Linked DNA regions of Mus musculus: regions 1 and 2 are each linked to region 3. The links are chromatin contacts, found by POLR2A ChIA-PET in ENCODE. All regions are on one chromosome and are shown on one strand. Each heading gives the region's core, a stretch centred on a gene start or an enhancer-like site at or near the end of the contact. The rest is flanking DNA. Distances are from core to core; before and after follow the strand shown. Region 1 holds the start of 1110038B12Rik (RIKEN cDNA 1110038B12 gene). Region 2 holds the start of Vars (valyl-tRNA synthetase). Region 3 holds the start of Prrc2a (proline-rich coiled-coil 2A).

Region 1 (3,413 bases), core at 638-3,137, 210 kb before region 3:
GCGGGTTCATTGTGCTAACTTTACAGGCCCTAGTGACATCATACAAAGCCTTCAACAACCCCTCCACCCCGCCTTTACTGCTTTATTACCCTGAAAAGTGAGCTAACCACCCACCTTCATGTGGGCAGGACAAAGGGCTGGCTCTCATTAGATGATTAGCTCATTCAGGTCACATCTAGGTCACTTCCACCTTTGTCTGGATTCCAAGGTTAGCCCTCATCTAGGTGAGGGGATGGGGCCCCTGTGAAGTCCTCAGAGCTCACCCTGGAGAGTTAAGATGGGCACAATGAGAAACAGGAGAGCAGGGTATGTTCCTCACCAGAGCCAGTGTTGGCACACTGGGCTCAATCTCAAGAGGTTCCCCAAATGAGTCAGATTTATAGCTGACATCAAGGACAGCGTCAGAGACTCTAGTCTGTGAAATCATCACTCTCAATTGAGGGAGACCAGAACCTAGGGTACCACCCAGGGAATGTCAATCCGATAGACACAGGATGCGGTAGCCAGTGTGTGTAGTTAGGCTTCGGACTGTTGCAGAGCTATATAAAGCCAAAACTCCTGGGGACTGAAATTTAACTGCTAAAACCTTTAACGAAAAAAGGTGGCATGGGCCGGAGAGATGGCTCATAACCATGTGTAATGGGATCTGACGCCCTCTTCTGGTGTGTCTGAAGACAGCAATAGTGTACTCACAAACATCTAAATCTTAAAAAAAAAAAAAAAAAGGTGGTTGGAGCCAGGACTAAGGCCATCCTGAATTGAGAGCCCGTCTAAATACCCAAAAGCATAGTCTAAAACAGTGGCTCTCAACCTGTGTCACCAAGGAACCCTTACATAGGGGTCCCAGACAGGACAGCCTGTGTTATCACAATAGCAAACTTTAGTTATGAAGATACAAGGAAAATAAAACCGATGGTTAGGAACATCACAGCCCGAGGAACTGCATTAAAGGCCCTCAGGAAGGCTGAGACCCACTGCCGTGGACTAGCATACAGAACTTAAAGGCACAAGAAATAATCAAGGCAGCTCCTGGATCCACCATAGATTTAGAGTTAGGGAGATTAGTTAAGATCTAAAAACAAAAAGATGGCTGGGTGGTAGCTTGCTTGGAGACTGGCTAATGCAGGCAGGATATTAAGAACAAAACAAGGGCCAGTCGGTGGTGCTGTATGCATTTAATTCCAGAGAGTAGAGGCAGGCGGATCTGAGATCAGGGCTACATGGAGAAACCCTGTCTCGAATCCACCCCTTCCAAAAAGTCAAGCCAAGAGACAAGCATGCCAGTGAAACCTAAGACTAACCTTTCTTCAGGTGTAGGCAGCTGGCGTGTGTCCTCAAATCCCTACCAGAAAGCAAGACACAGAGGTAAATTACTCAGAACTCTAGGCCACTCAAAACCCACGCCACTGCCGATTTTGGACCCGGGGACGGTCAGCGCGCTGCGGTGATGGCGTCAGCGAGACACTCAGAATCACCAGAAATCATCATTACTGTCCTCTCCCCGAAACCAGCCCCTCCTCACACCGCCTACCTCTCGCCAGCATGCGCTTACCATTGTGCTACTGGGTACGGCTGGCGTGGGCCAGGAACCTGGAAGAGATCATTGAATGAGCACAGGTCGTAGAGACCCCGGCCTGCAGCCCCCACCCCGGCCTGGGTCAGTTACAAGGAGTGGCGTCACGTGGACATCAGAAACTCTAGTCTGTAAATGTGGGTCATCATACCCGGCCCCACACCGCAGAGCCCTCCCCACAGGACCCCAGGATACCTGCGGCACGAGGCGGACCCATGCCTTGCTCTCCGGAGTCCTCAGACCCTGCCCAGACCGGTGGAGAACAAAGAAGGGTGAAAACACGGCAAACCGTGTGGGCGGGTGCACAAAGAGACCCGTGTGCCGCCCGCCTCGGCCATTTATACCCACGCCTGGCCCGGGGGTCCTGACGGACATAGTCGTCTTCTCATATGCCTGACTTGATCGCGCTGACAAATGCGAAGGGAACAAAGAGGAATCATGTTTCTTACTGTCCTAAGTAGAGAATCATGTATATGACGACAATTTGATAAACTACCAATCCAAAGGAAAGAAAAAAAAAAAAGAAAGAAAGAAACAGGCAGCCTAATCGGCCAAGATTGGGTAAAGACCCTGGAGCTCCTACAGGATAGGTCAGCTCTTTGGTCTCCTTTAGGCTTATGGCTTTGCGGATTCTGTACTCATGTTTGGATCCAGTCTACCCAGGAGGACTCATATTGCCTACACCTAGCAGAAAAATCTGAATTTGCACCTCAGCTTCTGCTCTCCGTTAAAAAGAAAAAAAAAAGAAAAAAAAAAGATTACTGAGTGCTCTGCTGCATGTACACGTGCGTGCCAGAAGAGGGCATCAGATTCCCTTATACATGGTCACGAGCATTTGGTTGCTGGGAATTGAACTCAGGACTTCAGGAAAAGCAACCAGTGCTCTTAACTGGTGAGCCATCTCACCAGCCCCAACATTTTTATTTAAAGGGGGATAAAAGCCACACACACACAAACACACATCTGGCTCATAGTCTAAGATGGGTTCCAACCATGCCTACAATTACAGGCGTGACACACTACTATGTTGAGAGAGAGAGAGAGAGAGAGAGAGAGAGAGGGGGGGGGGGTCGGTTTCAAGACCGGGTTTCTCTGTGTAACCCTGACTGTCCTGGAACTTGCTCTGTAGACTAGGCTGGCCTCGAACTCACAGATATCTACTTGCCTCTGCCCTGAGTGCTGGGATTAAAGGCATACAACACCACTGGCCAGCTTTTAAGAAATATTTTTAGATTGATTGTATTTGTGTCTATGTGTGTTAGAGGAAGTTGTAAGCCACCTGGTGATAGGTGCTGGGAACTGAAGCCAGGTCCTTAGAAAGATCAGTAAGTGCTCCTGACCACTGAGCCACTGCTCCAGCCCCTTTGTCTTTTTTTTTTTTTTTGAGACAGCAATTCTGTACCATGACGGTCAACATTCCTACTTCCTTTTCCTAAATGCTGAAATTACATGTGCAAGGCACTATACGCTTCTCTATCTTCATTTTAAAATACATTTTAGCCAGAAGCAGTGGTGCACAACTTTAATCCTAGCACTTGAGAGGCAGGGGCAGGTAGATCTCTTTGAGTTCAAGGCCAGCCTGGGCTACGCAGTGATGAGATAGTGCCTCAGAACATAACTAAAATTTAAAATCTAAGAATCCTATAGTAGCCGGGCAGTGGTGGCACATGCCTTTAATCCCAGTACTTGGGAGGCAGAGGCAGGCAGATTTCTGAGTTCAAGGCCAGCCTGGTCTACAGAGTTAGTTCCAGGACAGCCAGGGCTACACAGAGAAACCCTGTCTCAAAAAACAAAACAAAACAAAAAACAAACAAAAACAAAAACAAATAAAAGAATCCTA
Region 2 (3,641 bases), core at 881-3,380, 160 kb before region 3:
ACACATACAGTCTTAGTCCCCATGTCTTTCCCTTTTCCCATCCTACGCTTTCTTTTCCCTTGGGGGTGAACTGAACTGTAATGGGGTTACAGTTGGAGGAACATGGCCCACCAAGATCATTTGCATCCAGCTTGGGCTGCAATCCATACCCCCATCCTTGGGATTCCGATCCAGGGCTCCTTTGGACCTTGATGAGGTCATCTTTTATCGGTGGCGTCCAGGAGATGGACCCAGTCGACTCACAACCCCAATATGCACAGAAGTATGACTCTGGTCCTCCACAGGTAGCCGTCTGCTGTGGAGACCTCCCCTCTCCAGGGCAGACATAGAAGGGGGTTCTCCGAAGTTCACTGTGTTGAGCTGGATGTTGACACCCCCATACAAGGCCCAGGGGATCCCAGGTCCCATCCGCTAGTGCACACAAATCAAAAACAAGATCAGGAAACCAAGTTCCAATGGGGGCGAGGTGGGAGGTCGAGTTAATTACAGTCCCCGTAGCAGTGTTAGTTATAACCCAAGTAAGGTTATGGGGTTCATGGGGCATAGGACTAGTTTGGACCACACCTATAGAAATCAGCAGAGTCAAGATCTGCAGTGTCTTAGCTTTAGGGAATCTTATGGTTGTCATTGGAGTCTTGATCCCGTCTGGGGCACTTGGCAGCATCTCCCGTCTAGTGATCGAGACTTCATCACCTGGTTGGAAACAATGGTGGTTAGGTGTTGCATAGATCTGCCATGTTTGGCCCAATCCATTTCTGTACCTTGTAAAGGACCTGTAAGCACTCTTGTCTACAGCTGGCATGAAGTTTTTCTGCCTGATTTCTCTCTCCGTGTACTTTTGAATAATACAAAGACAACTTTACACAGTACACAAGAGATTATCCCAACAGGCCTTTCTCCCCCAACCCCCCTTTCTTTTCTTCTTCTTTTTTTCTTGGTTTTTCGAGACAGGGTTTCTCTGTGTAGCTCTGGCTGTCCTCGAACTCAAGAAATCCGCCTGCCTCTGCCTCACACTCATAAGTGCTGGGATTAAAGGCATGCGCCACCACTGCCAGGCTAGCAGTGGCCTCTCAAAAGCACTGCGAACTTATGTTTTCCCTCTAGGTTTGAGCTTTAGTAGACCAGCTGGAGTGCTTCTGCCTTTGGGTCCCCTGCCCTTCCTTCACGTGACTCCATGTCAGGCAGTGAGCGCTCAGCACCTAGAGCCCCTTTCCTGTTTTACCTGGGTTAGATCCGAGGATCTTCCGCGAACTGGCGGTGCACTCCGTTACCAAAAGCCTGACATGGCCTTGAGCACACCCCATCAGTACGCTTTCTAAAAGCATAAGATAAATACAAGCAAGAGACGCGGAACGCACGGTGCATTTACCAACGCCAGGGAATTACCAACCTTTCATTCCCTACAGCAACAGCTCCCAGCAGCCAGGCACTGCTTGTGAAAGACCCCCAAGCTGGGTAGTCAATCACTCTGAGGAGACCCTCCCAAGGATCAGCGAGGCCACGATTCGGATGCAACAGCAAAAGGCTTTATTGGGAACACGGGTACCCGGGCGACTCAGTCTATCGGATGACTGGCGCGCCGAGTGTGGAGTACTTACCCTTCTTATAGGGCTAGGGCTGGGGGGCAAAAAGCGCGGGTACAGAAGCGAGAAGCGAGCTGATTGGTTAGTTTAAATAAGGCTTGGGGTATTTCCCGGTCATTTGGGGAACCTGAAACTGAGGTGGGACTTTCCAGAAACTGTTGCTGGTTTCGCTTTATCTGAGTACCATCTGTTCTTGGCCCTGAGCCGGGGCCCAGGTGCTTGACCACAGATATCCTGTTTGGCCCCTGTCCCGGTATTATTCAGCCTTATTCTTTAACTAAACTTCCTTGTAACTTTTGAGAACTCAGCTCTGGTACTTTATCATGCCTTGCAAAATGGCGTTACTGCAGCTAACTTGCTAAGCCTTATGGTGGGGTCTTTCACTTGGAGCAGCCCGAGATTCTGCAGCTCGCCCTGCAAAAGGCGGAAACCTGGGACCAAGCACGCACTCCAGACACTAGGGCTTTCGTTTTCCCGCGCTCTAGACACGAAGACCCCGGGCTGCCCGCGGCGGCGCCTGACCCGAGGGCCACGGGCTGCCCGCGGCGGCGCCTGACCCAGACCCAGGCTCGTCCCGGCACGCGGGTTCCCGTCTCCGTGCTGCACGAGCCACTCTGGCCCCTGCTTGACCCGTCCGGCAGCGGTGGGCCGCGCACGGACCCTCGGGATCGCGCACGCACAGGCGGGGCCCGGCAGCCCTGCGAGGACCCGAGTCCGGAAACGTGCGCTGTCACAAAGGGGGGGACACGTGGGTGCCGCTGTCCCGGCCGCGTTCTCCCGCAGCGGGAGAGCTGCCTCCGCTGCCCGCCACCTCCACCCCGGCCGCCCTGTGGGGCCGCGGCCGTAGCCGGCCGAGTGTGATCGCCGCCTTCAGTACGTACACGCGGCGCGGCCTCCCCTCTCCAACCCGAGGGGGCGGGCGATCGGGGTCCCGCCTCCTCCTCTAGGCGCTGCTGGCGGCTGCTCGGCCAGGCCTAGGGTCCGGCCGGGCGCCTGCGTACCTTGCAGCACGTGCTCAGGTCCCCTCCTCAATCTGCCGGGTCTCTCCTCAGGTCACTGCACCGCGTTCGGACCCTGCACAGCCATGTCCATCCTCTACGTCTCTCCTCACCCCGACGCCTTCCCCAGCCTCCGAGCCCTCATCGCTGCCCGATACGGGGAAGCTGGTGACGGTCCCGGGTGGGGAGGCCCTCACCCCCGCATCTGCTTGCAGCCTCCCCCGAGCAGCCGGACTCCATTCCCTCCGCCTCGCCTGCCCGCCCTGGAGCAGGGACCTGGCGGCCTGTGGGTGTGGGGGGCCCCGGCTGTAGCTCAGCTGTTGTGGCCTGCAGGCCTGGGGGGACCCGGGGGCAGCCGGGCAGCTGTCCTGGTCCAGCAGTGGGTCAGTTATGCTGACACGGAGCTCATACCCGCTGCCTGCGGGGCGACCCTGCCTGCCCTGGGACTTCGAGGTCCTGGTCAGGATCCCCAGGTGAGAGGGAAGAAAAAGGGAGAAATTCTGACTACACAAACAGGATTGGGAAGAATCCCACGAAAAAAGTCGGTTGTCAGGCGGTCGCATCTCTGCCTGCCACCTGGTGTAGTAACTTTGGGAACACTTTTTCTCGAGCCTTGGTCTTCTATGTCTGAGAATGCAAGATGATGAAATCTCTTCCTTCCTCCGGGGGTGTGATACATGAGCGCCCGGGAGTGGAGCGTGGTTTTGCTGTTTTCACTACGTTTGGAGTGTGTGTGTGTGTGTGTGTGTGTGTGTGTGTGTGTCTTTAAATTAGGTCTCGCTCTAACTGAATGGCTCGGAACGAACGCACTGGTGTGCCAAGCATTCCCAAGTCTGTCTTTGGGTTTCTGTTGCCATGTTTAAAACAACATGACCAAAAGCGCCTTGGGAAAGAAAGGAATTGTTTCAGGTTACAGCTCTCCATCACTGAAGGAAGTCAGACCAGTGACTGGAAGCAGAAACAAAAAGAGGCCGTGCAGGACCGATACTTTCTGGCTCACTTTCCACAGCTTGTTCAGCCTGCTCTTTTATACCGTCCAGGGCTGCTTTGCCAGGGGTGG
Region 3 (3,524 bases), core at 53-2,552:
GCCAGACTAAGCCTTACTAAACAACAGGGGCTCCACAGAACCCCTGGATGCAAAATATTCCATCTATTCCTTACATAGCCCCCACACAGGCTCTTGGAAACAATTCTGCTGGCAGAAAAAAACAAAAAAACAAAAAACTAGTGGACCCCATGTAAAACTGAGGAAAACCACAGCATGACGGAGCTACCTCGACAACACCCTGTAACCATGGGCCAGGCAGCAGAGGCCAAACCCAGAACCAACTACCATTTTTATCCTCATCCAGTCTCTTCATAAGCAGTCATTTGTTCCCCTAACAGCCCTTACTCCTCAGGCAGGAAAAACTCTACATCTGAATCCATCCTCGAGTGACCGGGCATTCATTTGTGGGTGGGAACAGTGTGAAAAAGAGATGGAAGATAGCAAGAAAGCATGCAGGCCTAGGATGAAAGCCAAAATCGGGGAGAGAACTAACTTTACCACAAGCCAGAGAAAAGAAGACAGGGGTTGCTCTCTAGGCACTTAAGGAAGGCAATCTGAAATCTACCATGAAAGGGGGAGAAAGCAGAAAAACCGTAGAGCAGACAGATTTCAACTGCTAAAGAGAGAATCAAGCAGAAAGCAGGGAGGGAAGCAGGAACGGCTGAGGAAGGCTGACAAGGGGCAGTGTCAGGGGAGCTCAGAAGAAAAGAGGGAAGAGGAGGAGATAGGGCCATGGGGGGAAAAGGGAACGCAGAGGCTTGGGGGACGCAGAAAGGCGAAGATGCTGGCCGAAAGCGGGGCTCCAGAACCAGAGTGACTCGACGCAAAGACCAAGAAAGACCGGGAGCCATAGCGCCGGGTGGCAGCAAGGGCTCCAGAAACACCAAGAGCCCCTCAAAGGGTAGGTCTACAGGCGGCGGAGGGGCCCCGGGCCGGCCGAGGGGCCGAGGGCGCGACGCGAGCAGGAACCGCGGCCTGGAGCGCGGTCGTGCCCTGAGGAGCAGGCTGCTGGGCCGCGGCCGCCCCCAGCCCTCCACAGCGGCCTGGGAGCGGCCGGCGCAGGCCGAGGGGGAGGGGCAGGCCGGCGGCAGGAGGACAAGATGGCGGCGGCTGATGGCAGCTTCTCCCCCGGCCCGCCGCCGCCGCTGCCGCCGCCCCGCGCCGGAAAGGGCGTCAGCGCCCAGCTCGCCCAGACTCACCTAGCCGGGTGCGTGGGGGTCCGGGACCCGGGCTCAAAGGCTTCCCGGGGCGGATGGCGGCGGGGCGGGGGCGGATGGCGGCGGATGGCGCCGCGCTCGGCTCCTCCCGTCTCCCTCGCTCACTCCGCGGCTGGGCTCCGACTAACGGCCCATCCGGGCAACCGCCGCCCCCGGGAACACCCCCCACCTCCCGCCTCCCTCCGCGGCTGGGCACGCCCCCTTATTTGCATAGGGGGCGGAGCCCTTACTCTCCGACCCCTCCGCTCTTCAGGGCTGTCCCTACTTTAAAAAAATAAAGGCAGTGTGTGGAGGATATTTGCATAAAGGGGAGGGACTTACAGACGCTAGGACGCCGGTTGGCTAGGGAGACGTCTTGGCGTCGGCAGTTGAGACGCGTAGACCGGGCGGAATGCGAGGCCGTTGGGGCGCAGAATTTACACGACGGATGGTGGGAGAAAAAGGATGCGCATGCGTAGTTGGTCCGCGGACGGCTGGGAGCCGAGAGACACGCAGGGAAGGGATGCTAGGCCCCGGTCACTCTCAGCGGAGAAGACGGAAAGAACTGCGACGAATGGAAGGGATTAGTTAGTCGAGGGCGGAGTTACATAGACCCTGGAAGAATTTCAGGTCTGGTGTCCATTCGTGAGAGGTAAACGCGTCAGGGAGGCGGGGCTTTCCAGTTATCAAATCACGTCATGCAAATGAAGTGGATAGGCAAGCCAATCAAAGGGTCCAGAGGAGTGTATCATTGACTTTCTTCGAGTAGGCGTTCTTCGAATGGTTCTGGGTATTTGCATAATATATGCAAACAATTTGAACAAAGGCAAGGAATGACCTACTCTTCCAAATTTTAGCAGCGACTAACTACGGCGGATATTTGACATTTAATTTTTATGCTCAATAGTTTTAAAAACTGTTTTTATAATTAATGTTCCTTCAACAATGAGTTTCAGCTTTAAAGGTCGTACTACTTCCCCTCTTTGTTTCTTAGTACTTGACTGTAGAAATCTTTGCCTCTCACCACACTTACACTTACTCAACATTTTCCTGTGAATTTTTATGTATATTGGTGGGTGCTCACTGGCCTTTACAAACCAGAGGTTGACGTCCAGAGGGCTCGCGCAAACACTTTATTTTTTGAGACATTCTTTTCATCTTTCAGTGAATCTTGATACTTGGATGGCTGAGCTCAGATTCCATATGGACTGGCCAAAGAGCTTGAGATCTTTCTATCTCTGCATCCCGGTGCTGAAGTTACAGACAGGAGTGATCTGCCCAGCCTGGACATGAGTACAGGAGGTCCAAACTTAGGTCCTCATGCTTGTTAGCAAGCATTTCATCCGCTGAGCCATTTTCCTAACTCTAGAAACATTTATTTGTTTTTATTTTATTTGTATGCATATCTACATATATGCATATGTACCAAGTGGGTTCCTGGTGCCACCTGGGTTCTTGGTTCCTGTACCAAGAGGAGTTCAGATCTCTTTGAACTGGAATTACTGGTGATTGTGAGTTCCCAGATGTAGGTGTTGGGGATCGAATCCAGGTCCTCTGAAAGAACAGCAAGTGCTGAGCCATCTCTCCAGTGGTCATCAGTAACAGTTTGAAGTACCAGAGACATGCATGGGATATTGTAGAGGCAGAGGAATAACCTGACTGTCCTGGTGGGAGCAGGTTAAAAGATATATGGGGAGAGAGAGTAGGGGGGGAGGGAGAAAGAAGCACTTGGCGTCCGCCGTAGTTCCAGTGCTGTAGAGGCGAGAGACGGATGGATCCCCTAGGACTCACTGGCCTGCCGCCACACTCTCATAGGTAGGTCAAGGCCATGAGAGAAGAGAGAACTCATCTCAAAACCACACACACAAAACCAAGGTGGGCATGATCTGGGAAATGGCAGCCAAGGTTGCTCTCTGGCCTCCATATGTACCACCCCCCCACACACACACACAGAGCAATATTAGTCCATTTTGAGACACATTGAAACTGAAATGCTGATGGGTGTCAAGGTCTGAAGGATGCTAGGCACACCTGGAAGCTGCAATTCCAGTTGCTGCCAAGGGTTGAAGTATCCCTATCCTATCCCTACCTACACAAGAGTTACATGAGAGTTTTACACCAGAGGGCGCCATTGCTGCAAGATATAGCTCAGGTACTGGAGAGTAGAGGCAAACGTTTGCAGGTCTGTGCCTAGCTGATGTAGGTAAATCAAAGAATCACTTATCCAATAGGGGCAATGAAGATGAAAAGTGAACAGGACACAGTTAAGAGTTAGCATGTGGGGGCTCAGAGGTTAAGAGCACTGTCTGCTCTCCCAGAGGTCCTGAGTTCAATTCCCAACAACCACATGGTGGCTCACACCTACCT

What was found. ChIA-PET counts read pairs that join two places held with the same protein, here RNA polymerase II (POLR2A).
Region 1: POLR2A ChIA-PET joins it to region 3 with 10 read pairs in embryonic stem cell. The contact joins the promoter of 1110038B12Rik here to the promoter of Prrc2a in region 3. POLR2A ChIA-PET finds 5 or more read pairs at or near these places in 4 of 5 experiments (Patski and embryonic stem cell).
Region 2: POLR2A ChIA-PET joins it to region 3 with 19 read pairs in Patski. The contact joins the promoter of Vars here to the promoter of Prrc2a in region 3. POLR2A ChIA-PET finds 5 or more read pairs at or near these places in 2 of 5 experiments (Patski and embryonic stem cell).

What each region holds. Positions count from the first base shown.
Region 1 is chr17:34,950,584-34,953,996 of GRCm38, forward strand. It overlaps 1110038B12Rik (RIKEN cDNA 1110038B12 gene), which reads right to left and starts at 1,888. Exons shown (of 4, transcript NR_015536.1): 1 at 1,769-1,888; 2 at 1,553-1,590; 3 at 1,302-1,342. LOC115488834 (a small nucleolar RNA gene) reads right to left here and starts at 1,492; the gene lies at 1,430-1,492. Snord52 (small nucleolar RNA, C/D box 52) reads right to left here and starts at 425; the gene lies at 367-425.
Region 2 is chr17:34,998,777-35,002,417 of GRCm38, forward strand. Vars (valyl-tRNA synthetase) reads left to right here and starts at 2,131. Exons shown (of 30, transcript NM_011690.3): 1 at 2,131-2,456; 2 at 2,636-3,054. The coding sequence starts at 2,668. D17H6S56E-5 (DNA segment, Chr 17, human D6S56E 5) reads right to left here and starts at 1,970. Exons shown (of 2, transcript NM_033075.3): 1 at 1,391-1,970; 2 at 1-693. The coding sequence starts at 1,397.
Region 3 is chr17:35,163,575-35,167,098 of GRCm38, forward strand. Prrc2a (proline-rich coiled-coil 2A) reads right to left here and starts at 1,303. Exons shown (of 31, transcript NM_020027.3): 1 at 1,161-1,303.